Regions from separate parts of the Homo sapiens genome. Here region 1 is linked to region 2. The links are chromatin loops, found by intact Hi-C in ENCODE. Cell type or tissue: GM12878. All regions are shown on one strand. Each heading gives the region's core, and the rest is flanking DNA. Links, peaks and the distances in the headings are about the cores only. Region 1 has its middle 150 kb from the start of CASC20. Region 2 has its middle 64 kb from the start of FERMT1.

Evidence for each region. Peaks named below come from ENCODE experiments on the same cell type or tissue, not always from the same donor. Only the 100,000 strongest peaks of a DNase experiment are listed, where the experiment ranks them.
Region 1: a loop joins it to region 2, with 2.4 times the contacts of the local background. A loop is called at or near these places in 3 of 110 quality-filtered maps.

Annotation. Positions count from the first base shown.
Region 1 is chr20:6,568,148-6,583,810 of GRCh38, reverse strand. No RefSeq gene overlaps it. Among named protein-coding and RNA genes, the nearest start is that of CASC20, 150 kb to the right of the region's middle. In GM12878, for the core only: no CTCF peak of the experiment used is centred there; a DNase peak (open chromatin) is centred at 7,650.
Region 2 is chr20:6,179,232-6,194,894 of GRCh38, reverse strand. No RefSeq gene overlaps it. Among named protein-coding and RNA genes, the nearest start is that of FERMT1, 64 kb to the right of the region's middle. In GM12878, for the core only: a CTCF peak has its summit at 9,444; no DNase peak of the experiment used is centred there; H3K27me3 peaks cover 371 bases.

The DNA of each region.
Region 1 (15,663 bases), core at 5,684-9,683, 390 kb before region 2:
CCAGGTAGCAAGCTCAGAGCTTGTTCCACTACCATCCGTCTCCACACCACATCCCCCACCTGCAGTGCTCCCGGCTGGTAGCTCCACGGTCTCTTGCCTGGACCACTGCCACAGCCTCCTAACTGGTCTTCCTGCTTCTAACCCTGAATATCCTCAACAACAGCAGCCATCCCATTATAACTCCTGGGATCAAGACCTGAGGTCAATGAAATCTGTACTAACTGCGTCACAGAGTAGAAAGATCAGATGAGTTGGGACAACACTTTGACATGTGGAAGACCGTTGTTTTTATCACTAACCCGAAAGTTAAATAAAATAAACCTGCTTGAAAACAGGAGGAGGCTACTTGGCATCGCCACGGTTTTCATGGGAGCCTTTCAACACTCATCAGTTCCTCCCTTAATTTCCTCTTCTGTGATCACCTCTAGTGCTAAAAGGACATAGGCTTTGCAGAAAGGGCAGCTGGCCCAGGCCTTCCAACAGGGCAAAGTAGCATCAGGAAACAAAACTGAATACTGCCATCTACTGGGAGAAAAAGGCACACTGTGGAGAAAGCTCATTAAACCAGGGAGGAAGAAAGTAACTGAAAGAGACAAAAGATACCATTTATAAGCAGAGCTCCTAATTAGGGGGGATCACTGGAAAGATGAAAGAAAATAAAGGTGCAGGGGCATGGTGGAAGCAGAAAACGTGATGTGTAAACTTAACTGGTACTTAAGGGGCACCGTTCCCACTCACTTCATTTTTCAAGGGAAAAACAGAAGCCCAAGAGATTTGAGCAAATTGCTTGCTGTCGCTACTAAGTAACACCAACACTAAACCTTTGGCTCAATTCGTGATGCATTGATTGATATTACACTTTCAAACAAGCAAGCACATAATCAAATGCAGAGACCATTGTATCTATATTTTTGGTTGCTTGGGAATCTATGCATCTACCTATCTATCTACCTACCTACCTACCTACCTACCTACCTACCTACCTACCTAGGAATGCATGTATTTACTTACATTCCAATTGGTTTCAGAAGTATTGACAGTGGCTGAATGAGAAGGTGGTGACCAACATCATTTATGAATGAGACGTATAGAGAGGAACTGGACAAATTTTGAGCATGAGTCATGAGAGGGAAAGATCGCCAGGATTGGAGGTGGAACAAGAGATTAAGACCTGTGCCTCACATTGATCCCTTATCAATAACATTCACTGGAGGAAGCTGTTTCCACCAGTTATTCTTTGTTCTTCAATGACTACTAGTGACTTGGACTAATGCCAGAGTAGCTACATTATTCCAAAAATGAAGAAAGCCAGGAAATCCCATTGAACCTTTCTTCAATATATATCCAGATTTGTATAATTTCCTTCCACCCACACTGGTACCTTGCTGGCCTGTGCCACCATCATCTCTTGCCTAGACTGCTGCAATAGCCTTATAACTGGTCTTTCTGCTTCTAGTCTTAGCTATTCTCACCAATGATAGCCACCGTCATTCTATGACAACTTCTGGTTTCAAGACTTTCCAAAGCCCCCTCTTCTATCTCACTCACTAATGAGTGAAAGTTCTGTAATTTAAGAGGTGCTGCTCCGTGCAATCTGGTTACTATCTCTTCCCCTTGTTCTTCCCATTGCTTGCTCAGTTCCAGGTACACTGACATCCCCCCTCTTCCTGTAGCCAGAAGAGCACCTACCACAGGGCCTTTGCACTGGCTGTTTCCCCTGTCTGGAAGGTTCCTCCAGATATCTACATAGGTAAATACCTCATCTCCTTCAAGTCTTTGTTCAAATGTCATTTTCTCATTAAGCCTACCACATTTAAAATTGCAAACTCGTAACTTCTCTTGTGCTTATAGATGTTAATAGCACTTATTTTAAATATGGTATATAATTACTTCTTCTCACAAAATGGAACAAAACCAGGAAAGCTGAGCTGAGTACCCTGAGGGAATAGCAGATGACCCCTCATTCTCAGAAGGCACAGCAGCTACTCTGTTTATGTCTCTTTGCTCCCAGGGTCTTCTCTTTTAAGATTCTGTCTACCGGTCACAGAATGCTCAGGTATGGGAAGGAAATGATTTTGAAAGCCATGTTTGGTTCTTGTAGAAGGCTTGGCAGAGAAGCTGTGTTTATTTTAGAGCATGATAGGTGTCATAAACAGATTTGATTTGATCCAACATAGATATCTTCAGTGGGAAGAAGGAAGACACTGGAAGCCCAGAAACTCTTTAGTAAGTTGGTGCCAGTACCAACCCTTTACCAGGGTAGATCTTTGCCCTGGGTCCTGCCTTTTAGAGAGCCCAACTCCGACCTTTCTCTGGCAAACATCCTTCAGGGTCAAGTGGATGACCCTTCGTGGACCCAACATCCCTCCTTCTTGGCCACACTTCGGACACCTGGAAACAGAATTCCCTACCCAAATGGTCCTGAGCTGGTATTCAGAACTTGCAGGGGAATCTTTCCTTGTTCTGTCCCCATTAGAAGTGGATGGTGTGCACCTATACAGGCCCAAGGGGCAGCAAGAGGCCATTGCATAGCAGTGGGGTGGCTGGAACTGTGAGATGGAGTGTGTGTACACCTGCGTGGGCTGTCCCATGTGGACAGAGTCAGGGATTAGGAAGAGAAAGAACCAAGCCATAGACTGGGCAGGGGACAGGAGAGGGGATATTATTTTACTTTTGTTCTGGCCCCAAAAGTGTGAGGGGTAGCCCTGGCTGGCACAACCCCCTGAGAGGAGGTAATGAGAGGATGAGGGAGAAAGAACAGTGAAGGGATGTTGTAGAAAGAAAAATCTTAGTTGGCTGCTTGCTGGGGGCTGCCCTGCCCCCATGTGGTATCCTGGAGGCTGCTTTTCAGGTCCAGTAATTACAGGTCTGGCCAAGGGATGGGATGGGGTGGGGTTGAGGTAAAGTGGGTGAGGTCCTTTGGGAAAAGGTGGTTAGATGTCTGAGGCTGCAAAACCCGGGTACTGGCCAAGTACAAGGAACAATGTTTGGCAGAGAACAAGGGGCGGGGTCACTCCTGGCTGCTGGGCCTGGCCAGGTGCTTGGTCTGCTATGGACGTGTGGGCATAAGTCCCACACTTTCCCCTGGATGAGCCATTTTTTTGGCTCTCTTCAAGTGAGGGCTGAGGTAAGAACACATCTGGGGATGCAGCTGACCTTTAGGGAGATGACCTCATCTCTGCCTCCTATTACATGCGCTCAAAGTGACTTTGAGAATCCCAGCCTTTTGCTCAGTAGCTATCTTAACAACATGATTCTCAGAAGCATCCTTGAAGGGTTGCAACCCACACTACCACAGGCAAAGTTTCTCCTGCCTTTTGGGGAACACAGAATGCTTCACTCTGAGGGGATGCAGGCTGAACTACATGGCCTTGAGGTCCCTTCCAAGGCTGGGATGGCAAGATATTTGCAGTCCTGGTCTTTCCTACCCAACGTTCCCTATCTTCGTAGATGTTTCTGTGCTGCTTTAGCATGTATTGACAGAAGTAGTGGTGCTCCAGGGAGCCATTGGGCTGCTGCTAATAAGGCATCATGATACATTCTGTAACCAGAGGTGGATGTTGATAAAGACTTGGTGCATTTTTGTGGGTTGCAGTTTGGCTAATTAGTACAATTAGATCATTCTTTTTATTCATGAATGCAGATGATTATATGTCATCTTTATTCTAGTTTGTGTTAAGATGTTGCACAAGAAAATAAGATAAGTCCCGAAAAATCCAGAACACTGAAGAGTCTTTCTTTTGGGAAGATTATTGTAGATTTGGCACAAAACTATGTATTGAAGCATTCCAATGCCTTCATGGGAGAATTCTTCTGGAACTCTTTATTTCCACATGTGGCCCAGGATCCAAATGTGGAAGGGCTAATTGTTGACCAAAACGGAGTCTCTGGAAAAGAGAAAGCAATAAGAATACGCAGATACAGAGTGAGGAAGTCTAACTTTATGAATAAAGTGATGAGGCCACTGCCTAGGTAACAGAGGGACAGGATAGGAGGGCCATCCTGACACCTGGCTCAAGGGAGGGGAAGGGGCTTCACAGTGGGCTTGGGCAGTGACAAACAAAGTCTTTTTCAGAGCAGTAGGTCTCAGGCACTTCGGCAGCGTGGTAGAGGTGACAATTCCAAAGGAGGCAGCCACAGTGGTGCTAGCTGCCCGAAGGTCTCAGAGAAAGCAACTAAGCCTACGCCATAAGTTGTGCAATGCAGACTGTCTTAAGTTTAGATTCTCCCAGAAACTGGTCACGAGACAAGAATGTGAGTACAAGTAATTTATTTGGAAGATGCTCTCACAAAACACTGGGAAAAGAAAGGAAAAATGATACAGGTAAGGGAAAGCAGTCAATAGAAGGTATGCTGTTAAGCAAATTACCACTGTGGGTAACTGGAGCCCAGTTCAACTGGGCATCTCTGGGGGACAGTATAGAGCATACGTTTCAGTCATCTGGCTCAAGAGGCAAGGGAGTTGAGTATCCACCAACTCCCATCAGTCACTGGCTGAAGGATTCTCCTAGAGAGTTTTACCTTCTCAGCATTTTCAGCCTGCCCTGCACAGATGGTAATTTTATTATTTATTTATTTATTTATCATGTGTCATTTTTTATTGATTAATTATCATTTATTTTATTTGACATTTATAATGATAAATTTTATGACCCTGGGTCATCAGACAGAGTTCTCAGTCATGGTGTCACGACTTCTTCTTCCTCCAACTCCGTCAACTCTCCCTCTCTCACCAACCTCAAAATGTCTGATTGAATTTCTTAGGGATGTCCACTCTGCCAAGTGAGTAACCATGATATTTATATTATTCAAAAGGGGTACAGTTGCAAAGACAGTGTTCTTAGAAAGGCCCTTGTCGGGACCACTAGCACTTTAATAGCTAGTTGCAGACCTCTAGTGAGGTTGAATAATTACAATCAAGGAGCTATAGCCGTTTCCATGACCGCACTTACATTTCTGCAGAAAGGCCCATTTCCCTCCCCATCCCCCATGACAGTTCACTTTGTATTAATTATAGATTACATGCTTCAGCCCTCTATCATTATGCTAGCACATTCTCATAAAGAATGGTACATTAACCATAAAAAAAAAAAGAAAGGCCCTTGTCAATTATCTTAGATACCCAGCCTTTATTCTTAGCCATTAGGCCACCCCCACCCACTGCCTGCCACCATCAGTGCTTTAGATGAACTCTCCTATTTAATCCTCACTAAATCCTATGAGTTAGATGCTCTTTTAACGATCAACTCCAATGCAAGGATGAGGAAAATGTGACTTGGGTTAAAGAGCTTTCCAAAGCCACACAGCAATTCATAGGCCTGTCTACCCACTAATCTAAGATTCTCTATGATCACATTCTCCTGCCTCCAGTTACTTTCAGATAATCCAGGGTGTCTCCATAGGATGGCATAGACACACCTGATGGATGGACTCCAAAGACGTCAGAGAAACAAGAAAACAAAAATTCCTCTTAGTATATTTTTCTAAAGTAAGAGTGCTTGTTAAACTGTAACATATGTAAGGAAAAGTGTCCAAATCACAAGTATTCAACTAACTGAATTTCCACAAACGGAACACACAGTGCAGGGTTCAGCAACAGGAACATAAGCAGAACTCAGTAGGCCCTCACCCTCTCCTTACCATTTTTACCATAAAGATCAAACGTTACTATTATCTTGACTTCTAATACCATGGATTATCACTGTATGATTTTGAAATTGTGTAAATGAGATATGTCATGTTATATTCATCAGATTCATCCATGTTGTTGCATGTAGCTGTATTTAATTCATTCTCAGTATCTCATGCATGAATACAGTACAATTTATTCATCCTCTCTGTTGTTCAAGGATGTTTGGGTAGTTTTCAGTTTGAGGCTATTGCAAATAGAAAATTTCTTACCCATGCCTTTTGGTGTACTTATGTATGCATTTCTGTTAGAGATATATATGTGGAGATATGGATATATATATAGATAGATATCCATGCATGCATTTCTGTTGGATATGTGTGTGTGTCTGTGCATTCTCTTGGATATTTATGTGTATTTGTGTATATATATGTATATATGAGTGGAATTTCTGGGCAATATGGTGTGTTCAACTTCAGGGGAAACTTGGATTCAAAAGTCAGGCTTCTCTCAATGAGCTCCCCTCCTTTCCAGGATCTGACTGCTTAGACAGCTTTCTGAGGCATTCAAACACGTGGTGTCTGAATTTTGTTCAGTTTCTAGTTTTTCTCAGCAGGAGGATTTGTCTACTCTAAGTTACAAGTATGCAAAAGCATACTCTTAATGCATTTTAATAATTTACTTACATGCACTTATTTAATCACACATCCTATTTAATGATGTTGAAATAACTATATAGACTATGTAGTTATTATGTAGTATAGACTATAGACAAAAACATCTAAATACAATTGATGTTGCAGTTATTGTGCTGCCAACCTCTTTCCTGACTCTGGTTTGTTTCATTGGGTTTGTATTTTCCACTGCCTTTGGAAGCTGTTTATAGTCTGTCCATTAATTTCAGATTTAGAAACAGATGCATGTTGAAGTATAGATGTTAAGTACCCAATTAGCACCTTTCCATCATTCCTTTGAATCATTAAATGTCCTGAAATCACGCCTCTCTTGCCCTCTGGCCTTTCAAGATTTCTTTTCTCTTGCTACTCTTTCCTGTGGTTTAGGTCTCATTTTTAGTTTGCTTTTGTGCATCAGAATTCCTTGGGGTAGGGGATAGAAGAGCTGTCAAAACACAGATTGCTGGGCCCTACCTTCAGAATTTCCAATTCAGCAGGGCTGGATGAAGCCCAATAATTTGCATTTCGAACAAGTTCCTAGGAGATTCTGATGCTGTTGAGCCAGAAACCACATTTTGAGATAGGCTCTTTAGAGCAATCTCTATTTTTCTCTAGTAATTTTGAAATGTCTTTTCAAAAGAAAGCATTGTGTCTACTCCAGCTGTTTCTAATTTCCTCATGCTGGATTGCGCCCATCAACCGGAGAGTGATAAAACATAGGATTTTAAAAGGGCTGGACCCATGTTCCTCCTGCATCAATTTTAAGAAAACAAAGCAATGGTATAAATAGTTAAACAGGTCCTTCCCCAATAACCAGGAATCAAAAGCTCCTTTTCAACTGAGTTATATTTAAAGGAGCTTTCTTTAAATTTTGGACATATTTGGGAGGAGGGGAATTAAACGGAAGGTTCCTGTACCACTCAAATCTCCCCCTTCCATCATTTAAAAAAATGTCATTTATGACTGCAGGCCTGTGAAGCCAACTTTATTTATAATTCTCAGTAGCCCTCAGGTTCTGGGGCAATCTAAAGACACAAGCCTTTCTTTGTTTTTACATGAAATATCTGTTGAATACACATTTTATGCATATTTGTCCAAATTTAGTCAAAACAACACAAACTCTCAGCTATCAGGAAGTGTATTCTGATGTACAGTAGGTAAAACAAACACGAGGTTGAATTCACACAATGGTATTCATGGCATTTTGTCAACTTTTAAACCTTTACAGTATGTGGTGTACAATAGCAGCCTGAAGTTGCAATGTGCTCCTCTGTAATCAAAGCCCATCTATCCGCAGAAGAGAAGGGTGCAAGGGACTTTTCCCTCGCGTCTGAGATGAAACAGACAGGACTGTTTCTCTGTCTCACTATGCATACTCGGGGCATGACAGTTTCCATGTAAGGGAAAACTGCTGCTTTTAACAGAAGATAAATTAAGCCCTGGGGTTAGAGTGAAACCTTTAAGGTCAGAATTCAGATGATAAGAGCAAATGGAGGTTTCCCCAGCTGTGTCAGAGAGCTAAGCAAGAGGTGAGGTTTATCGGCCTTCCTGCAATGGTGCTAATGAGTGATAAGGAGCTCTAATTTGAAGACGCCCTGGAGCTGTTAAAGTGTGCGTGAAATGCACACAATTCATCAGCAGAGCAATAATCTTCCCCTTACACAAATGGAAAAGCCATTTTTGTGTGCTTGGATTTCTGATCAAAGCCTAGGGGGAAAAGGGGAAAGAGAAACTAAATTTTAGAACACTTCGTATGTGCCAGGAAATATTCTCACCCTTTACCAAGGGTCAGTCAGCTGACAAAATCCTCATTATAACTTCCCAAATATGGTACCATGTTTACAGATGAGGAAACTGAGGCACATAGAAGTTAAATGACACATTCTGTGCCTCAGTTTCCTCATCTGTAGACAAAGCTGATAAATTAAGGAATAGATGTTTAAATCCACACCTGCCTGATTTCCATTCTATTATTTCCCTACTAGCATTGTTCATTCTTCAACATATAATATATAGGACACCCAACTGGCAATTTTTTTCAGGAAATACATATCAGAATGCCGATAAGCATTTTAGGTTGAAAAAGACCTGAGGTGATTCTAACCCATCTCCCCAACCTAAGGCATGCCCTGTGGCTTTACTCTACCCTGGATCAATTGAAAATCATTGGATACATGACAGTGGTGCTTTAGTGAAAAACCATTCGAGTGGGAACTTGGAAGTTTGGATCAGCTCTGCTACTGATAACTGCGTCATTTCAGGCAAATGACTGAAAATGCAACACTTGTTTAATCAATATTTAATTGTTGCACAAAGATTTAGTAGTAACACTTCCCATGTTGCAGGCACTATGCCAGCTGGTGTAGATAGAAGCTTGTATAAGCCAGATTCTTGGCTTGCAAGTTGTCCATGGTCTAGTGAGGAAGCCAGACATATAAACATCTTTGACATTCCCATAATGCAGTATGATAGCATGGATTCCTTCCTATAAGGGATTACGAGAACATGGTTCCAAAAGCTCTTGCTTCTGCCTCAATGGGCAGAGAAGTCAGGGAAACCTCAACAAGAAAGGAGAGAATGGAAGGAGTTTGCCAGGCTGATATGGTGAAGCGCAGAAGGGAGGTTCCATGTTAAGGGAATGGCATATGCAGACATGAGGTCATGTTCATGAAGCTGAATGCCATTTGCTAGAGTTGAATCATTAAGGACATGGCATGTCGTGCTACAGAGTTTGAACTTTATCTTGTAAGTGATGGTGAGACAGGGAAATTTTGTAGAGCCATGAGGTGGTTAAATTTATGTTTTAGGAAAAGCCCTGAGTAGTGTGACAAATGAATTGGAATGAGATGAGACTAGAGGCAAGGAAACCAATCCGGAAGCTGTTACAAAGATTCAGATAAGAGGTGATGTTGGCTTAATCTAGAAAAGGTGTGTGTGTGTGAGGTTCTGGTTTAAGAAAGTGCTGGTGCACTCAAAAGGTGCTGGTTCAGGAGACATTCTTAAAGTAGAATGACCATGCACGTTTCAGCAGTCAACATAATTTGAGAGAGATGGTAGAACAAACTGTGAGGACGTGGTTATGCCTGTTTTGTTCACTATTATGTATGCTACTCTTCACATAGTGTGAGCCACATAATAGTTGCTGCACGAAATATGAATGAATGAATAAATATGTGAATACATGAGTGAATGAGTGATGACTTCCAGGTCTTGGGTTTGGATGAATGCTTGGATCATTAACCAAAATAGGGAAGTAATAGGACAATTCATAGGGTATGAGAAATTGAATTTAGTTTTGAGTATTTGAGATATACATGAGAAATGCACTTGGAAATATGAACGTATAGTTCCAGGAATGGAAATTCAAGACTAAATATTATGGTTTGAAAGTCAGAGATATAGAGACATTATTTCAGTCTACTAGAAAAAATATTACCCAGGCAAAATAGCAAACTGCTCAAGCAATTATTTATTTATCTGCTGATTTATTCCAGATATATTTATTGAGAGTCTTGAGAGAATACTTTGCTTCAGGCTTTGGGCAAAGTTTAAGCAATGAATAGATTCTATTTGGTCTCTGCCTTCAGGATGCATATCACAGTTGCAGAGGCAGTTAAAAAAATAAGGAAACAGACAAATGAGGCAGTTTCAACTTGCCATAAGTACTGCAAAGGACACAAGTGGCTGAGACAGAGAATTAGAAAAGGAAGTCTTCTTGAAGGAGTTGACATTTAATTTAATAAAACAATGGCTGCAGAAGCCTTAGGTGTAAAAGCATTTATCTACTGTGCCCAAGAAATTGAAAGGTAATGGCACATGGCTAGAGATTAGTGAATGAGGTGGAAACAACATTTGAAGAAGTTGATCAGATAAGAAGGAACTAAGTTATCCAGAAACTTTAGGATTTGAGTGAGAATTTCAGTTCTAAAAGCAATGGAAAACCATTGAAGGGTTTTAAGTAGGGAATTATTTAGATTTTTGTTATAAGGTTATACTTTTTAAATGTTAAAAATGAATTGTATGTGTCAGAACTGAAAATAGATAGGTTGAAGATGGTCTCTACCTGCTACTTTATGGGAAGATATAGAGAATGAGGCAACATGAAAGGTGTGAATATATTCTGAAAAACAAAACAAAAAATTATAGATCTCTTTGTTTATGTATATGTATGTATGTGTATATATATATATATATATATAAAATGTAAAATTCAAACAGAATATTTTAAGAAGATATAGTTGTAACATAGAATTTAGTAAAAATGTTAGGTCAGGGAGTAAAGAAATAATGCTAATATTATTAGTATTAAATTATATTTCAGAATCTTTAAAAATGATTATCCATCTTGTTAATATCTAAGCCTCACTTTTTTCAATTTTTCTTAGTTGTTTTTTGAATGTGTCTCTTAAGTAGCTTGGGTTTTACAAATTCAGTCAATTAATCCAGAACCTTGTAGGAGGTGAATTTAAACTGTTTATATTTGTTTTAATTACTAATATATATGGGCTTATTTCAGCTATCTTATGTTTTTATACTTACTAAGATTCGTTTGCCTATTTGTTCTCATTTCATGCCTTCAGTTTTACAATTTCTTTAGTTTTCTCTATGCTAGTTTGGAAGCTGCGCATTATACAGCCAGTCTGTTCATTAACATGCACAGGTAGCTTTACATATTTTAACAAGCTCTGTAGTTAATCAACATCTCTGTCCTCCTAGCAAGGTAAAAAATGTATATGGATATTTCACAGTTCACTTCGCTTTAAGCACAAACTAAGTCAGTTATTACTATTATCATTCATATTACTAAGTACAATGGATTTACCAATATATTTCACCAGTTTCTGTGTTTATAACTGTGTCATGCATCTTATTTCCTTGTCTATAAGGTATTATCTTTCTTACTAGAATTCATCTTTCAGTTTGTTCAACAAGGGTGCTGGATTTTTTATGAATGTTACTCTGTTTCACTGTCACCTTGAGTGAGAGTGGCAGACTATGTAAAATCCAAGCTTAACAGTTACTTTCTTTAGCCCTTTGACTATATTACCACACTGTCCTCTAGCACCCTGTGTTGCCGATGAGAAATGCATCTTATTTTTTTATTTTTTAAAAACTAAAAACAAAAGTAACTAAAATCCTTTTGCAGGTCATCACTCTGAAGAGCTGTGTTTTCTCTTTGTGTAAGAAAACAGTGATAATGAGTTTCAAGTCTTATGAGCTGCTGTGTTGAATCTACCTGCCAAAAGAGAGTCCGTGATTGTCTAAAATGCTTCTCCAACCACCCTGGCAGCAAAAGATATCTTGCTTTACAAGTTCTCTATAGTTTTACAGATGTTGAAAGGGCTAGGAAAAAGTGATCAGCAAGTCACAGAAAGGTAAAATTGGAAGAAATTCTGCAGTTAATTTACAGATATTTGGCAGTGCCTCTGGTCGGTGACAGAGCCAGCAATAGAACCCAGTCTCTTGGCTTTCAACTGTGTTCTTTGTACAACCACAAAATGTTCAAGACTGAGAAAGAATTGCCACAGGAGACCTCCTTCTTGCTATGTATAGACACTCTGCTCTTCTAGAACTGGCCAGTCTTTTCTTGTCTCCCTACTTAAGCAGTGGTGTTCAGAGTAGATACATTATATCAATTTTCCTAATTATAAGAATCCACTAAGACTAAAAGAAAAATATCTGAAATTCTCTCAGCTCTACCTACTTTATTTTTTTTGGAAAGTACACGTTTTAATATGGTGTTTTTCTTGAACCACTCAAAAGTGCAAGGGAAAATGCTTTTTAAACACTTAAGTAACACACTTGTACCAAGATGGCATTATTTATTTATTTTTTAAATTTTAGCTTTCATTTTAGATGCAGGGGGATATATGTGTAGGATTGTCACATGGGTATATTTGACCCAGGTGGTAAGCATAGTACTCAATAAGTAGTTTTTCAACCCACAACCCCTTCTGTCCCTCCCCACTCTAGTAATCCACATGGTCTATTTTCTTCATGTTTATGTTCATGTGAGCTCAATGTTTAGCTCCCACTTATGAGTGAGAACATGCAGCATTTGGTTTTCTGTTCCTCCATTAATTCACTAAGGATTATGGCCTCCAGCTCTATCCATATTGCCACAAAGGACATGATTTTATTCTTTTTTATGGTTATATAGTATTCCATGGGGTATCTGTACCACATTTTCTTTACTCAGTCCACCATTGATGGGCACCTATGTTTATTCCATGTCTTTGGTATTATGAGTAGAATAGTGATGAACATATGAACGCATGCATCTTTCTGATATAATCATCTATATGCCTTTGGTTATATACCTGGTAATGGCATTTCTGGGTCAAATGGTAGCCCTGTTTTAAGTTCTTTGGGAAATCCCCAAATTGCTTTCCACAGTGACTGAACTAATTTACATTCCCACTTACAGCGTATATGTGCTTTCTCTGCAGCTTCATCAGCATCTGTTGTTTTCATTTTTTGTTTTTTTTCTTGTTTTTGACTTTTTAATAATAGCCATTCTGACTGGTGTGACATGGTATTTCATTGTGGTTTTGATTTGAATATCTCTGATAATTAGTGATGATGAGCATTTTTTTCATATTTGTTGGCCGGTTGTAAGTCTTCTTTTCAAAAGTGTTTGTTCATGTCTTTTGCCCACTGTTTAATGGGGTTATTTGTTTTTTGCTTGTTGATTGATTTAAGTTTCTTATAGAATCTAGATATTGGACCTTCGCTGGAGGCATAGTTCGTAAGTATTTTCTACCATTCCATAGGTTGTCTGTTTACTCTGTTGATGGTTTCTTTTGCTGTGCAGAAGCTCTTTAGTTTGTCCCACTTGTCAATTTTTGTTTTTGTGGCAATTGCTTTTGGGGACTTAGCCATACATTCTTTGCCAAGGTCAATGTCAATAAGAGTATTTCCTAAATTTTCTTCTAGAGTTTTTACAGTTTGAGGGCTTACAATTAAATCTTTAATCCATCTTTAGTTAATTTTGTATATGGTGAAAAGTAAGGATCTAGTTTCATTCTTCTGAATATGGCTACCCACCACCCTCTATTGAATAGGGAATCCTTTCCCTATTGCTTGTTATTGTTGGCTTTATCAAAGATCAGATGGTTATAAGTGTGCACCTTTATTTATGAGTTTTCTATTCTGTTCCATTGGTCTATGTGTCTGTTTTTGTACCAGTACTGTGCTATTTTTGTTACTGTAGCCTTGCAGTATAGTTTGAAGTTGAGTAATGTGATGTCTCCCAACTTTGTCCTTTTTGCTTAGAATTGCTTTGGCTATTTGGGCTCTTTGTCGGTTCCATATGATTCTTGGAATAGTTTTTTTATAATTCTGTGAAGAATGATGTTGGTAGTTTGATAGGAACAGCATTGAATTGTAGATTGTTTTGGGCAGTATGGCCATTTTAATGATATTGATTCTTCCAATTAATGAGCATGGTATTTTTTCCATTGTTTGTGTCATTTCTGACTTCTTTCAACAGTGGTTTGTAGTTCTCCTTGCACAGGTCTTTCACCTTCTTGGTTAACTGTATTCCTAGGTATTTCATTTTCTTTGTGGCTATCATAAATGAAATTGTGTTCTTGCTTTGACTCTCAGCCCAGACATTATTGGTATATAGAAGTGCTACTGATTTTTGTACACTGATTTTGTATCCTGAAACCTTGTTAAAATCATTTGTAAGTTCTAACAGCCTCTTGGTGAAGTCTTTAGGGTTTTCTAAGTATAGAATCATATTCTCAATAAAGACAGACAGTTTAACTTCTTCTTTTTCTATTTCAATGCCTTTTATTTCCTTCTCTTGCCTGATTTCTCTGGTAACACTATGTTGAATGGGAGTGATGAGAGTGGAATATCTTTGATTTGTTGCAGTTATCGAGGGAAATGGTTTCAGCTTTTGTCCATTCAGTGTGATGTCGGCTGTGGATTTGTCATAGATGGCTCTTATTATTTTAAGATATGTTCCTTCAGTGCCTAGTCTGTTGAGGTTTTTTACCATGATGAGATATTGGGTTTTAACAATGCAAAAAATCCATCCAAAAGATCAATGAAACCAAGAGTTAGTTCTTGAAAAATAAGATTGATAGACTGCTAGCTAGATTAACAAAAAAGATCCAAATAAGTACAATCAGAAATGACAAAGATGGCATTATAATTGATCGCACAGAAATAAAAAAGATAATCAGAGAATATTATAAACAATTCTATGCACACAAATTAGAAAATATACAGAAAATGGATAAATTCCTAGAAATATACAATCTCCCTTGATTGAATCAGAAAGAAATTGAAACCTTGAATGGATCAATATTGAACTCTGAAATTGAATCAGTAGTAAAGAACCTAGCAATGCAAAAAAAAAGGCCTGGACCAGATGGATTCAGAACCAAATTCTACCAGACATAAGAGAAATACTGGTATCAATTCTACTAAAACTATTTAAAAAAAAAAAATTCCAGGAGGATGGACTCTTCCCTAACTCATTGTATGAAGTCAGCATCAGCCTGATACCAAAATCTGGCAGACATGACGATGAAAGAAAACTTCAGGCCAATATCCCTGATGAACATAGATACGAGAATTCTCAATGAAATACTAGCAAATCAAATTCAGCAGCACATTAAACAGTTGATTCACCATGATCATGTAGGCATTATTACTGGGATGCAAGGTGGATTCAACATATGCAAATCAATAAATATGATTCACCACATAAGCAGAATTAAAAGCAAAAACCATAGGATCATCTCAACAGACACAGAAAAAGCTTTCAATAAAATCTATCTACTTTACCTTTGAGACTTTGTCTTCAAGTTCCCACAACATCTGGGTAGAAAGCTTAAGGATTCATCTTGATTTTTGAGATATGCTAGGAAAGACAAAAATATATTGCCAAAGAATTTAATGCTGATATTTGGTGTTCCATATGCATAATATTCATATTCATGGCATTTCCAGTAGAATTGTGAACATAGAATAGGTACTTTCAGCATTATTTTGTCAAAAGCATTGTTTTAATATCAAGAACTCTTGCTATATCAAATAAACATTGCTATTATCAAAATCAAATTATGATTTACATATCTTGGATTTTTTAACTCAAATTGTTTATCATTATTATTCAGAATCTAATCACTTCTCACTAACTTCAGTGATACCATCCCAGTACTAGCCACCATCCTCTTTTTCCTGTGTTATTGCAGTAGCCTGCAAATTGGGGTTCTGGCCTCCTTTCACTTTTCTCAATCACCAGCCCCAGTGATGCTGTCAAATCAATCAACTGCTCAAAATGCTCCGCTGGTTTTTCATTTCACCAGAATAAAAGCCACAACAATTTTAACAGCCTACAGG
Region 2 (15,663 bases), core at 7,219-11,218:
AAATTCAAAATAAAACCAAAATGAGTTACCATCTCCACACTCGTCAAATCGGAAAAAATGTGAACCTAATATTTCAAATGTTCAGCAGAATTCAGAAAAACAGAAATGTATATATACTGCTGATAGGAATATAAACTGGTAAAACTATTTTTGGAAAACAATTTGGCAAAATGTCATACAAGACTACTTCCTGTATTCCTCTATGATCACTTAATAATTATGGAGTCTTAGGGAGATGGGGGCATCTCACAGGATTTCCAACTTTCTGTAAGTTAAAGGATGAGTAGAGGAAGTATAATGAGACAAACTGAGACAGCATGAGACAGACAGAGTTTCAGATACCTGTAGAACATTCAGCTGTCGATACCAACAGGCGGATGAACATGTTTCTGGAACTGAGGGAAGATGTCTGTACCATGGACAAAGATTTGGGGTCTTTAGTATGTAGGCTGAAGGAAACATAAAATGGAAGATCATAAGCCTAAATGCCCAAGAATGCATTTGTTTCACATGTGCATTATCTTAAAAGACAGGTGTTAAGCTAAGTCACTACTGGCTCCTGCTGATTTAAACACACTTGTTTCACCTGCTTGGGGTTAAGTTGGGAATTCTGATGTGGGTGATACAAGGAGTCATGCATCTGTTTAGACCACCAGGTGACCCCAAGTGCTTGGACTTGAACATTTAATTTTATAATACTCTCGGCTGGGCACAGTGACTCACGCCTGTAATCCCAGCACTTTGGGAGGCCAAGGCAGGTGGATTACCTGAGGTCAGGAGTTCAAGACCAGCCTGGCCAACGTGGTGAAACCCCAACTCTACTGAAAATACTATATATATTATATATATAGCCAGGCACTGTGGTTCATGCCTGTAGTCCCAGCTACTCGGCAGGCTGAGGCAGGAGAATCGCTTGAACCTGGGAGGTGGAGGTTGCAGTAAACCGAGGTCACACCACTACGTCCAGCCTGGGCAACACAGAGAGACTCTGTCTCAAAAAAAAAAAAAAAATTATTACTCCCATGACCTGCGAAAATAGACTACAATGTATATTAATTATCCTTCTGTGCTCATTCAAAATCTCATGCATTGGATACAATACATCAGATTTCCTTCTAAGAGAATTTTAGGGACTTTTGCAAATAGCCTGTTATGCTACCTGTGTATTACAGGACCAATATAGGGTTAAATCAGTAACTGACAAAGTATAGAATGCTACATCTTCTTACTTTGATGCCATTCTTATTAAAGTTTTGGCCTCTGTTTGGTATGCAATAAGAAAAGGAGTAGTGGAAAAAGAATTTGATTTGGATTCAGGATTAAGATTTAGTGAATGGGACATGCTTAATTTTGGAGCTGAGCAGGGCCAATATAAACTTTTCAGCAAATTCTAGCATTGTAGGGACAGTGCTTGAAGAATAAAAGGTAATAATTTAGGGCTAATAAAATAATATTAAAATTGATGTTATTCATATGGACATTGGGACCAATAAAGGATATTATGTTTAAAAGCACCATACAACTTCCCTACCTTTGCCTGGTTTCTAAGACTTGGAATTAAATTTCCACTTTGAACTACCTATGTCAGCTGTCTCCTTTTAGGGTCAAGTGAAAACAAAAGTAACATCTCAACCACCTGCCTCCTAAACAAGAAAAGATTCAGGATTTCATTCAAAAGGAAACTTATTCAGAAGAACAATGTCAGCCTTGGGTAAGGTCCCAGTTTCTTGGCTGGCAGTTCAGGCCTCCCCAATTCTCCAGTTTCTGTCCCTGACGCACTAACATCACTAATGTGCATTTTTTTTAAGTTTTTTTTTCTTTTATTATTATACTTTAAGTTTTAGGGTACATGTGCACATTGTGCAGGTTAGTTACATATGTATACATGTGCCATGCTGGTGCGCTAAACCCACTAACTTGTCATCTAGCATTAGGTATATCTCCCAGTGCTATCCCTCCCCCCTCCCCCCACCCCACAACAGTCCCCAGAGTGTGATGTTCCCCTTCCTGTGTCCATGTGATCTCATTGTTCAATTCCCACCTATGAGTGAGAACATGCGGTGTTTGGTTTTTTGTTCTTGCAACAGTTTACTGAGAATGATGATTTCCAATTTCATCCATGTCCCTACAAAGGACATGAGCTCATAATTTTTATGGCTGCATAGTATTCCATGGTGTATATGTGTCACATTTTCTTAATCCAGTCTATCATTGTTGGACATTTGGGTTGGTTCCAAGTCTTTGCTGTTGTGAATAATGCCTCAATAAACATATGTGTGCATGTGTCTTTATAGCAGCATGATTTATAGTCATTTGGGTATATACCCAGTAATGGGATGGCTGGGTCAAATGGTATTTCTAGTTCTAGATCCCTGAGGAATCGCCACACTGACTTCCACAATGGTTGAACTAGTTTACAGTCCCACCAACAGTGTAAAAGTGTTCCTCTTTCTCCACATCCTCTCCAGCACCTGTTGTTTCCTGACTTTTTAATGATAGCCATTCTAACTGGTGTGAGATGGTATCTCATTGTGGTTTTGATTTGCATTTCTCTGATGGCCAGTGATGATGAGCATTTTTTCATGTGTCTTTTGGCTGCATAAATGTCTTCTTTTGAGAAGTGTCTGTTCATGTCCTTTGCCCACTTTCTGATGGGGTTGTTTGTTTTTTTCTTGTAAATTTGTTCGAGTTCATTGTAGATTCTGGATATTAGCCCTTTGTCAGATGAGTAGGTGGTGAAAATTTTCTCCCATTTTGTAGGTTGCCTGTTCACTCTGATGGTAGTTTCTTTTGCTGTGCAGAAGCTCTTTAGTTTAATTAGATCCCATTTGTCAATTTTGTCTTTTGTTGCCATTGCTTTTGGTGTTTTAGACATGAAGTCCTTGCCCATGCCTATGTCCTGAATGGTAATGCCTAGGTTTTCTTCTAGGGTTTTTATGGTTTTAGGTCTAACGTTTAAGTCTTTAATCCATCTTGAATTGATTTTTGTATAAGGTGTAAGGAAGAGATCCAGTTTCAGCTTTCTACATATGGCTAGCCAATTTTCCCAGCACCATTTATTAAATAGGGAATCCTTTCCCCATTGCTTGTTTTTCTCAGGTTTGTCAAAGATCAGATAGTTGTAGATATGTGGCGTTATTTCTGAGGGCTCTGTTCTGTTCCATTGATCTATATCTCTGTTTTGGTACCAGTACCATGTTGTTTTGGTTACGGTAGCCTTGTAGTATAGTTTGAAGTCAGGTAGTGTGATGCCTCCAGCTTTGTTCTTTTGGCTTAGGATTGACTTGGCGATGCGGGCTCTTTTTTGGTTCCATATGAACTTTAAAGTAGTTTTTTCCAATTCTGTGAAGAAAGTCATTGGTAGCTTGATGGGGATGGCATTGAATCTGTAAATTACCTTGGGCAGTATGGCCATTTTCACCATATTGATTCTTCCTACCCATGAGCATGGAATGTTCTTCCATTTGTTTGTATCCTCTTTTATTTCATTGAGCAGTGGTTTGTAGTTCTCCTTGAAGAGGTCCTTCACATCCCTTGTAAGTTGGATTCCTAGGTATTTTATTCTCTTTGAAGCAATTGTGAATGGGAGTTCACTCATGATTTGGCTCTCTGTTTGTCTGTTGTTGGTGTATAAGAATGCTTGTGATTTTTGTACATTGATTTTGTATCCTGAGACTTTGCTGAAGTTGCTTATCAGCTTAAGGAGATTTTGGGCTGAGACAATGGGGTTTTCTAGATATACAATCATGTCGTCTGCAAACAGGGACAATTTGACTTCCTCTTTTCCTAATTGAATACCCTTTATTTCCTTCTCCTGCCTAATTGCCGTGGCCAGAACTTCCAACACTATGTTGAATAGGAGTGGTGAGAGAGGGCATCCCTGTCTTGTCCCAGTTTTCACAGGGAATGCTTCCAGTTTTTGCCCATTCAGCATGATATTGGCTGTGGGTTTGTCATAGATAGCTCTTATTATTTTGAAATACATCCCATCAATACCTAATTTATTGAGAGTTTTTAGCATGAAGGGTTGTTGAATTTTGTCAAAGGCCTTTTCTGCATCTATTGAGATAATCATGTGGTTTTTGTCTTTGGCTTTGTTTATATGCTGGATTACATTTATTGATTTGCATATATTGAACCAGCCTTGCATCCCAGGGATGAAGCCCACTTGATCATGGTGGATAAACTCTTTGATGTGCTGCTGGATTCGTTTTGCCAGTATTTTATTGAGGATTTTTGCATCAATGTTCATCAAGGATATTGGTCTAACATTCTCTTTTTTTGTTGTGTCTCTGCCCGGCTTTGGTATCAGGATGATGCTGGCCTCATAAAATGAGTTAGGGAGGATTCCATCTTTTTCTATTGATTGGAATAGTTTCAGAAGGAATGGTGCCAGTTCCTCCTTGTACCTCTGGTAGAATTTGGCTGTGAATCCATCTGGTCCTGGACTCTTTTTGGTTGGTAAGATATTGATTATTGCCACAATTTCAGATCCTGTTATTGGTCTATTCAGAGATTCAACTTCTTCCTGGTTTAGTCTTGGGAGAGTGTATGTGTCGAGGAATTTATCCATTTCTTGTAGATTTTCTAGTTTATTTGCGTACAGGTGTTTGTAGTATTCTCTGATGGTAGTTTGTATTTCTGTGGGATCGGTTGTGATATCCCCTTTATCATTTTTTATTGCATCTATTTGATTCTTCTTTTTTTCTTTATTAGTCTTGCTAGCAGTCTATTTTGTTGATCCTTTCAAAAAACCAGCTCCTGGATTCATTAATTTTTTGAAGGGTTTTTTGTGTCTCTATTTCCTTCAGTTCTGCTCTGATCTTAGTTATTTCTTGCCTTCTGCTAGCTTTTGAATGTGTTTGCTCTTGCTTTTCTAGTTCTTTTAATTGTGATGTTAGGGTATCAATTTTGGATCTTTCCTGCTTTCTCTTGTGGGCATTTAGTGCTATAAATTTCCCTCTACACACTGCTTTGAATGCATCCCAGAGATTCTGGTATGTTGTGTCTTTGTTCTCGTTGGTTTCAAAGAACATCTTTATCTCTGCCTTCATTTCATTATGTACCCAGTAGTCATTCAGGAGCAGGTTGTTCAGTTTCCATGTAGTTGAGCGGTTTTGAATGAGATTCTTAATCCTGAGTTCTAGTTTGATTGCACTGTGGTCTGAGAGATAGTTTGTTATAATTTCTGTTCTTTTACATTTGCTGAGGAGAGCTTTACTTCCAAGTATGTGGTCAATTTTGGAATAGGTGTGGTGTGGTGCTGAAAAAAATGTATATTCTGTTGATTTGGGGTGGAGAGTTCTGTAGATGTCTATTAGGTCTGCTTGGTGCAGAGCTGAGTTCAATTCCTGGGTATCCTTGTTGACTTTCTGTCTCGTTGATCTGTCTAATGTTGACAGTGGGGTGTTAAAGTCTCCCATTATTAATGTGTGGGAGTCTAAGTCTCTTTGTAGGTCACTCAGGACTTGCTTTATGAACCTGGGTGCTCCTGTGTTGGGTGCATATATATTTAGGATAGTTAGCTCTTCTTGTTGAATTGATCCCTTTACCATTATGTAATGGCCTTCTTTGTCTCTTTTGATCTTTGTTGGTTTAAAGTCTGTTTTATCAGAGACTAGGATTGCAACCCCTACTAATGTGCATTTTCTACATATGGAGATAGGCAAGAAAAAGGAATTGGATGTTGCCATTCATCTGACAAAATGCAGCTTGTCCTTGACCTGGGAAATCTCATTCTGTTTCTCGAGTGACTCAATTCTATAGATTCTGAAGAAGTGAGGGCTAATGCTTCAAAATGCTCCTGTCAGCCACCACCAGGTCTGAGCATACAATACAGTTGTATGGTGGCATCCAGTTGTCAACAAGCTAGGAAGAGACCAGGCCAACTGCTCACTTAGTGCGAGTATCCATAAATTTCTCTATAGATATAGACATGTATTGGATTGCAGATTTCTGCTTCAGTGTTAAGAAGTATGCAATATATTTACCATGATCAGTTTCTAAAATTCAAGGGTGTTGGATAAAACAGGCATTATGCTAGGTGCATACAACAGAAAAACAAATCAAGATGTGGTCCCAAGCCTCAACCCACATACACAAATAACTATATTACATCATGGAAATCTTGTGGAAGGCGTATCAAGTTCTCCAGGAATACAAATGAGGGAGCAATGACTTCTTGAGTGAGATGAAGGGGAAAGTCATGGAAGAGGTGGCGTTTTAGCCAGGTCTTGGAGAATGAGTAGGGTTTTCCAGGTTGAGACCCTCCAGCCATAGGCAATGACTTAGACAAAGCCCTTGTTTTAGGAGACATTGAAATGAATGTATGGGAAAGGGTACTAGAAAGGGACTTGAAACGTGGGAAGCCCCAGGTTCTTAAGGTCTTGCAATTTAAAGATTTTGGACTATAACCCAGTAGTTCTGAAACTTTAATGTATATTAGAATCACTAGGCAATCTTGTTATGATTTGGATTCAAGAGTTCTGTGATATGGCCAGAGATTCTGCATTTCTAATAAGCTCCCAAGTGACACAGGTGTTGCTGGTCTCAGCAGCACACTTTTGAAAACAAGGTACTAGAACTGAGCTACCAAGTACAGTAACCACTAGCCACATGTGCTAGTTAAACTTAAATTATTACTATTTACAATTAAAGTTAAAGCCTAACGAGACTCACTTGAACCTAGGAGCCAAAGGTTGCAGTGCAGTGAGCCAAGACCGCGCCACTTCACTGCAGCCTGGGTGACAGAGTGAGACTCTGTCTCAAAAAAAAAAAAAAAAAAAAAAACTTAAAGCCTAGTTCCTCAATCACACTAAACACATTTCACACTAAACACACTTCAAATGTTCAACAGCCACATGAGGCTAGTGGTGGCTGTATTGGACAATGCAGAAATAAAACATTCTCATCAGCACAGACAGTTCCACTGGTTATAGTGAAAGTTCCATTGATTCTAGAGGACAACACAGCACCATTAAGTACATTCAGAAAGGGATATAATACCAGCTAGTGAAAATAGCAACTTTCTTAACACATTGCTTGCCACGAGCCAAAAAACATTTGTGGTAGTTTTAAAATTTGTCCATAAATTCTTTTATACTCATCCCTTTAAGAGGTAGAGCCTCATTTCTAATGAACAAAATATGTAAAATGTGTCAGATGTGATGGTGTGACTTTCCAATCTCAGTCATAAAAAGCTACTGTGGCTTTCTCCTTGCTCTCTCTCCCTGGGGTCACTCGCTCTGAGGGAAGCCAGCGGCCATGTTGTAAAGACATTTTAAGCAGCCCTGTGAAGGTTCCTATGCTGTGAGAAACTAGAAACTAGGCTCCAGTCAACAGCTACGTGAATGAACTATTTTAGAAGTAGATAATCCTCCCGTTCCTGTTGAGATCAGTGCATCCCCAGCTAACATCTTGACTGCAACTTCATGAGAGACCCTGAACCAAAGTTATTCCCAAATTCCTGACCCATAGAAATGGTAAGATAATATCAAGCAGAGTCAAAATAATAATAAAAAAAGAAATGGTAAGATAATAAAAGCCATTAAGTTTTTGAGTAATTAGTTACATGGCAATAAATAGCTAATATACTATTGTAAGCACTTTGCATACTTTAACTCACGATAACCCTTTAATGGGACCTACCATCTTATCTGCATTTTATAGATGGGGAAACCAAGACAGAGAGGCTAATTAAGTTGTTTATGGTCACACATCCAGTAAGCATAGGAATAGAGATTCAAACTCATTAGGCTAGGATCCAGAGTCTTGCTTTCAACCACTACACTGCTCTATCTCAGATCGGTTAGAACACATTTCTGGGGGTAGCATGGAGGACAGCTCAGAGAGCCACTGAAGGAAAGAAGGCTTCCTCTTATTCTGGCTGCATTTTAGGGTCACCTAGAAAACTTTTACCAATGCCCAGCCTCACTCAAGATCGACTGAGGCATACAAAAAAATTAGCCTGGCGTGGTGGCAGGCGCCTGTAGTACCAGCTGCTGGGGAGGCTGAGGCAGGAGAATGGCGTGAACCCGGGAGGCGGAGCTTGCAGTGAGCCGAGATCGTGCCACTGCACTCCAGCCTGGGGGACAGAGCGAGACTCCGTCTCAAAAAAAAAAAAAAAAAAAAAAAAAGATCAACTGAGGCACAATCTATGAGGTGCTGACAAGCATTGTAGTCTTTAAACAACGTTCCTCCCCACCCCGGCTTCATGCCCAAATGATTCCAATGTGCAGCCGGGGTCAAAAGCCAAAGACAGAGCTTTGCTACTCCAAGTGTGGGCCCAGGAACTTGTTAGAAGCAGAATTTGTATTCCAACAAGATTGCCCAGGTACCTTTTATAACATTAAAGTTTGAGAAGCACTACTGTAATCCCTACCTCAGGCTATACCTGGTAATGGGCAGCAGCTGAACATCAAACAGGTTGACACATATGGTATTTGCTGCAGGAACTGAAATTGAGTGCATAGAGAAAAACCTAAGCTTAATATTTTATACAGTGGTTCTTCAAAATGCCAAAAAGATAGGAAGAAAGAAAACTTGAAGAGACAGGTGACAAAAGCAGAAGAGAACAAATAACTTTTTTCTGTGTCAAAGAGAAATAAAGAACTCCAGGGGGTGATCAGTAAAAATTAGGGTGTCAGAAAAGGCCTGCCTTAAAAGACAAAAAAATCAAACGAGACGGCAAAATTGCTTCTCATCCGTTTGAGGCCAGGGGTAACTCTATATTCACTGTATGACTTCGGAGGTTTTGTGAAAGGAATGTGAAAAACTGCTTTATTCTACCCTTATCTGTCTACAGTAAATAACATGCCAGTAAAAGTTAACAACTTAAAAGGGAGGGAACAGAACTTACTTTTGCCCTGTTCAGTTATCAGTAGTATAATTATAATTAATCCTCAGTTAAAGATGGCCAGCTTGATGACTTACCCATGGACTTTAAATTTTATCAGTGCCATCTGTCATTTAAAAAGCCAATCACATATGACATTTCCTCTTTCCTCCACAAGGCTTCCAGGAAGGTGGGAAGAGAGTGTCCTATCAATCTATACATGAGAAAATAAAGTTCTAGGGAGACTACTCGTAGCATCTTCTTACCTCAAAAGAGGGTAGTAGAACCCATGCCCCATATAGCTGCTGGGATAGTATAAGTTTCTACTACTTTCCCAAAAGGATGCATAACTTAAAAGGTAAATCCAAAAACACTTGCAACATAGATGGCAGTGTAACAGGTATTGTCAAACGCTGGAATCCATCTGATTCCCTGGAGGGCTTGTTTCAACACAGCTTCCCGGCCCCTATCCCCAGAATTTCTGACTTAGTAAGTTGGGCTGTAGCCAGAGAACTTGCCTTCCTAAAAGGTCCCCAGGTGATGCTGATGCTGCTGGTCCCAGGACCACACGTTGAGAACCACTGCAGTACAGCACAAAGAGCAACACTACAGCCTAGTGTTAAGGAGCTGGAACTCTGAGCCAGTGTCATGGTTGAAATCTCAACTCTGCTTCTTCCAAAATGTGTGACCTTAGACAGGTTACTTCACCTCTCTTTGTCTCCATTTCTTTATTTGTAAAATGAGGGCAACAGCAGGGCTATCTCTTAGAATTGTCATAATTATTTAAAATGTTAATTTATCTAAATGGCACAGAACAGTGCTTAGCAAATTAGAAAAGCTCTCTTAATGTCAGCCATTAACGCCAAAGCATGTTAAAAACAAAAAATTTATTTTTGTAGTAGCTTTACCCAGCATAATTAATCCATATTATTTACTTATTTTTTCAGTTATTTTATTGTAAATACAATTATCAATCTTGTTTGCAAATACTACATATAAAACAATAATCCATCAAATTGATACAGGAGATGAGCAGGGAAGTGCTGAGAGAAGGGCAGGGTCCCTGGCGAGGGTTCCACCCTTAGGCCTGTGCCCACAGACCTAGGTAAGAAAAGGCACTCATGCCTTCACGCCCAAATGTTGCATTTTCCAAGACCACCCTGGCTCACCACATCCCCATCCTATGCCTATTAAAAATCCTCGAGACCCTAGTAGGCACAGACCACAAGCAGCTGGATGTCAAGAGGAACACACTGGCAGAAGGGCACACAGGCAGCTGGACATCGAGAGGAGCAGAGGAGCAGAAGAACACACCGGCCGACACCAGCAGACACCAGCAGGCCATCGACCAGCAGAATGACATGGACACAGAGGGGAATTTGGCGGGGCGGGGGAAGTCAGAGGAGAGTCCAGCTGCTGAGCTGCCCAACTCCAGGGGAAAACCACCTTCCAGCTCCATCCTCCTTTCTGGCTCCCCATCCATCTGCTGAAAGCTACTTCCACTCAATAAAACCTTGCACTCATTCTCCAAACTCACATGTGATCTGATTTTTCTGGTACACTAAGGCAAGAACCCCGGGATACAGAAAGCCCTCTGTTCTTGAGATAAGACAGAGGGTCTCACTGAGCTAGTTAACACAAGCCCCCTACAGAGAGCAAAATTAAAAGAGCACCCTGTAACACACGCCCACTGGGGCTTCAGGAGCTGTAAATATCACCCCTAGATGCTGCCCGGGGGTCAGAGCCCACACGCCCCACAACCCATCCGTCTGCATGCTCCCCCTAGAGGTTTGAGCAGCAGGGCACTGAATAAGTGAGCCACACCCCCATGGCACGCACTGCAAGGGGGATAAGGAAACATTTCCCATATCAAAAATGAGAGAATAACATAATTTTCTGTGACTAAGAACATATTCCAGAAGGTATAAGCAGATTTTGTCCTAAGTCTGTAGCTACAACAGAATCAAAAGTGTTCTTTAAAATCACTTATACACTCTCATTATTAAACAAGAGTTTAATACATGCTATGGCATCAAAGGACTATGTCATGCTATGGCATGACAGGAAAAGGAAATGAGAATGTCAGGACAGAGCATTTTGGAGCAGGAAGAAGACGAAACCCAAGTGCAGGCTGAAAGACAATGGGACCCTTGGCCTGCCAGATCCAAGATGGCCACCCCTGCCTCCAACTCTGGGAGGCAAAGCCAGCAAAAGACCAACACCCAGAACACTGGACCTGGAATGAGCTAAGGGGGAATCGGCTAAACGAATTTAGAAAGAAATATTCAGATAGAGGGACCAGAAAAGGCAAACCCAGAGCTCTAAGAGGAGGAAGTGGAGGAGACAAATAGAAGGAACTGGCATGGTCTGAAGGATTCAGAGGCAAGAGTTTAAATCTCCCTGCAAGTTTTACAAATGTTGTACTTTCTATCAAAAAAAAATCACAAATGGAACTCTTGGCCCTTCATCATCTGGCCCTACATTCCTTCCACCTCAATTTCCTATTCCATCTTAACCACTTTTTGTCCAGTCAAACCCACTGCTTACGATTTTCCCAAAACATAAACTGATGCTACAGCAGCCAAGCCTGTGCTAACATTAGTCCCTGACTTGAAAGAAACTCCTCTTACTGAATCCTTTCCACCCTTTAAAGCCAAATGAAAATCCATCTTCTCTGCTTTCTCAAAGTAAAATTAATTTCTCCTTCCTTCATGCTTATTATGTTGTTTATTTTTAGTCATTCTGTTAACATATAATATCCTGCCTTATGGTATGGTAAACAGGTGCCTGCCTGCCTGCCTCAATCTTAAGTACTTGAGGCAAAGAACCAGCACTCTGAACTCAAGACATGGCTGGTAGTAGATGCTGCTGGGTTCTCTGAACTCACCATTCTCCTTCAGATCCAGACTTTCTACTATAAGTGCCTGTGGACCTGCCTCGGGGGCTTTGTCTTGTGACTAGATTGTGCTTGCCTGGGCAGAAAAAAAAAAAAGAACTATGGAATAAATGCCCCTGGGAACATCCCTCAGCCAATTATAGTCATGGACTGGTGGATTAATACCCGAAGCTCCCTTGTCTCTTTGACAGAACAACCCTGAGGTGCATGTTCTACACAGTCTCTGAGAGGTCCCCACCAGATTTGAGTCCTAGTTGTCTTGAGCTCATTAATGAACCCTGTATTGGCCCTCTTCCCAGCTCATTCTTACTCTCTACATTTTTGTTGGCATTTCCCAAAATCACCTCTCAAATAAATACCTGCTCTGGAATCCTTGTTTTGGAGTCTGTCTAGAGGAATTCAGTCTAAGACAATGCTGAATAAATATCACCATTTGGTTAGTCGACTTAAATTCATGGAAGAGGTGAGACCAAAAAGAAAGAGAAAACTCCAAGAAAGGAAGATAAATGTTAGGATAAATTTCCAGAGGCAAAAATGAACAAGTGGATGCTGAGATTTTCTCGGTCTGGAGGTTATAGGCTGGAGAGAGGGGCAGTCAAAGCTGAACAGGTAGACCACATGAGACCAGATTTCTAAATGATGGTCTTCCCCCATGAAATAAATGCTCAGAGGTTTTCTCATGGGATTTCTTTGTAGAACAGCTAAAAGTAATTAGCTTATTAAAGTTATTTTAGCATTATGAGATTAAGACATAGGTACTCTCAGGAAGTATATAAAAATATTCCAAAAAAAAAAAAAATCCTTCAGTTATAGGAGTGACAGCATGCTCAATGAGACTTTTTCTCATGTCTCAAAATTTCAGTGTAAATCCCAAAGCAAAGAACCGTATCAGTCAAGATGGGCAAGGTAAATCTATAGTAACAAACAGCCTCAAAATCTCAGTGGCTTAAAATAAAGATTTGGGGTTTTGCTTAGACAGCACGTCTAAGGTAGGTTTGTGGAAGGCTCTGCGCCATGTCACTCAGGGACTGTTTTCTTACAACTCCAATATTTCGAAAGCAAGTCTTTGCAGTTTGCCATTAAGGAAAAAGATGGGCTGGGGAGTGAAGTGCTGGCAATTAAATACTTCCATCCAGAAGTGAAATGTATGTTTATTATTCATATTTCAGAAAGTCACATTGCCACGACTAACTCAAAGGAGACGGGGAATTTTAGCCATCCACGTGCCTCCCAGTGGAGCTAAGGAGGGGGTTCCAGAAGATCAAGCAGAGGGTGAATCACTAGCCTCACGTATGCAAACCACAGGAGTTCCCAAGGGAAGGTACCCAACGAACCCATAAATGTGTCCCACAGAAGAGTCAGCATTTGGGCACCAGCCATCACAGTGAAAATGGTGGCCAACGGGTAAGAGAACTACACTGAACACCCACTTAAAAAAAAAAAAAAAAAAAATCAGGAAATGGGATAAGGAATGGGATATTAAAAGAATCAACCACCATTCCTTCCCCTTTTCCAGACCCTGAGCCATGAGTCTTGAGGCCTGAGCTATGGAAAAATAACATTTTTAACTGAATGCAAGATTGAACGTATTGGTGTAGCTGAGACTACATTTTATAATACAAAAATGAGATTGTTCTTACAGCTAAAAGTGAACAAAAAGCTGTCATTAGGAGAAGGAGAGGCAAGGCAAATGCAACAGAGAATTTTGAGGTCAGTAATGGATAGAAAATAAGCCTATTTCCTGTTTTGCTTCCATCAAGTTAAGCCCATTCAATAAACCAGCTATATAAGCCAAAACAAAATGTCATACAAATTCTTACCAGCCCATTCTTCTCTTTATGATAGGAAAATAGAATGGAGAACATAAATTGTTTTTTTCTGTTCTATATTCTCAATATCACTTGGCCTTTAGAAAGTAACTTTTCTTGAGGCTAGCTTTGCAGATATCTAGTACACTGTCATTTACAAATAGCAACAGACTCAACTAATTTGTTTAAACAAATACAACTTTCACTATTTTACATAACTAAAGTGGAGCAGCTGCAGGATCAGTTAATTCAAGGCTCAATCACATCATAACCCTCAAAGTCTGAGATTATCCTGGATTTCCCTCATAGTCACAAAATGGCTGCTGAAGCTCTGCTAACACATTCCCACTTGGCAATATCCAGAGATAGGAATATAAGCATATCTTTTTCTCTGCTCCCCTTTTAAGATCAAAGAAAACATGTCCAGATGCTCTCCAGCTGACTTCTTTTCAGTGCTATTGACAAGAATTGGGTCACATTCTATTCTTAAATCACTCACTAGAAATGAGAATAAAACTATCACTATTGGCTTGAATTTAACAAGATTCACCCTTGGGGACCAGAATGGACTGAAGCCCATAGCCACCTGATACATGAATAAAGTGTGTTCTCTTAAAAAAAGAGGAAGTGGCAACTGCTGATAGGCAACAAACACATTATGTAAAGAAAAGAGGACTATTTGCACTACCAAGTGAAAAGAGGTGCCGTCTCGGGTAAGGTTTCTGGAAGCAGTCTGAGACATGATCTATTGCAGGTGGGCTCTCAGGGAAAGGGGAGTGGGAAAAGCAGGATGGAGTAGGAATCGTGTTACGCAAGTAGGAGGTAGTCTCAGCTGGACTTTACTTTCAGCCTGATTTCATGGGGAACCTTGGAGTGTGCGTAATATCACAAAATTGTTTCTACCTTTGGGCAAAGGACCAACATTTTGTATCCCATTTTCAGTCTGTCATTGTCTGAATTGCTGGATGCCCCAATTTTGGTTTCTGCCCAAAAAAAAAAGATGAAGTAACTTCCTTCAATGGGGGACAATTCTCTGGAGAAAGAAGCAACTATGTGTCACTAGGCATCAACTTGTACATATGAGGATGTGTGCCCCAGTCCAGTAGAAGGGATCTGGGTGGAGCACTAACAGTATCTGCCATAGATTTTCTCACTGAAAATAGACCTGAGGACTGAAAAACTTAACCGGCTTCTAGAATGGCACTCTCCTCAAGATGCTTGGCACACTGAGCCATTCTGGTCTCTCCTGTAGCAGGACAATTACAGAAAGTGTGGTCAACCCAGGCCACTGAGCAAAATATCTGTGTTTCCTCTGAAGGAGCCCAAATCTACTACTATGTTCTAAGGTCCAGCAGTTAGCTCCCATGGTGCAGCCTGAGTTTCAGATACAGCTTCTAGAGCGTTTACCGGACATGGAACCCAAGATGAAAAGCATCACATATTCATACCTGCCCTGCTGCATTCTCTGGAAGGTGCTGCAAGCCACACAGTCAAGCTAACAAGCTCCTGAAACTGCTGGTTCTGACAGAGCCTTGTGGGTCTGAGTGGTCTCATCCTTGGGACAAAAGCAACTGAACTTGGAATGTTGCTTGCTTTTATCCAGTGGTGTCAGGCTGAAGTGAGGTCAAGATGCATCTCCCAGAACCTGTGGCCCAGTCTGAGACCCATGGTGTTTCACTCAATCCACACACTTTTAACAAACTTTCCACTGCCAGCAATCTGATAGGAAAAGGTTAAGCAAGTCTGCCGCTTTCAGATTTCACTCCAGATTTCCTCTGGGTTGAAGAGGGCCAAGTTACAATAATTCCTCCTTTTCACTAGAAATGGAAAGAGTTTAGAGAATACCGAGACAATGAACAAGTCTTTCCAAATAATCTATTTTTAAAATTGCAGGCAGAATTGCAATGTACAGATTAATTTCCTCCTAAAATATAGATGGAGTTTGAAAATAGGAAGAAAGGAAGCCTAAACAAATCAATTTTGGCAGAAGTTAAAACATTCGAAAACAACTTGAATATTCTAGCTGCCCTCTAGCAGGAAATGGAAAAAATGTGAAAGCCTACTAACAATTAATATTAGAGAAGTCAGTGCTTCTAATAAGAATACACACACACACACACTATATA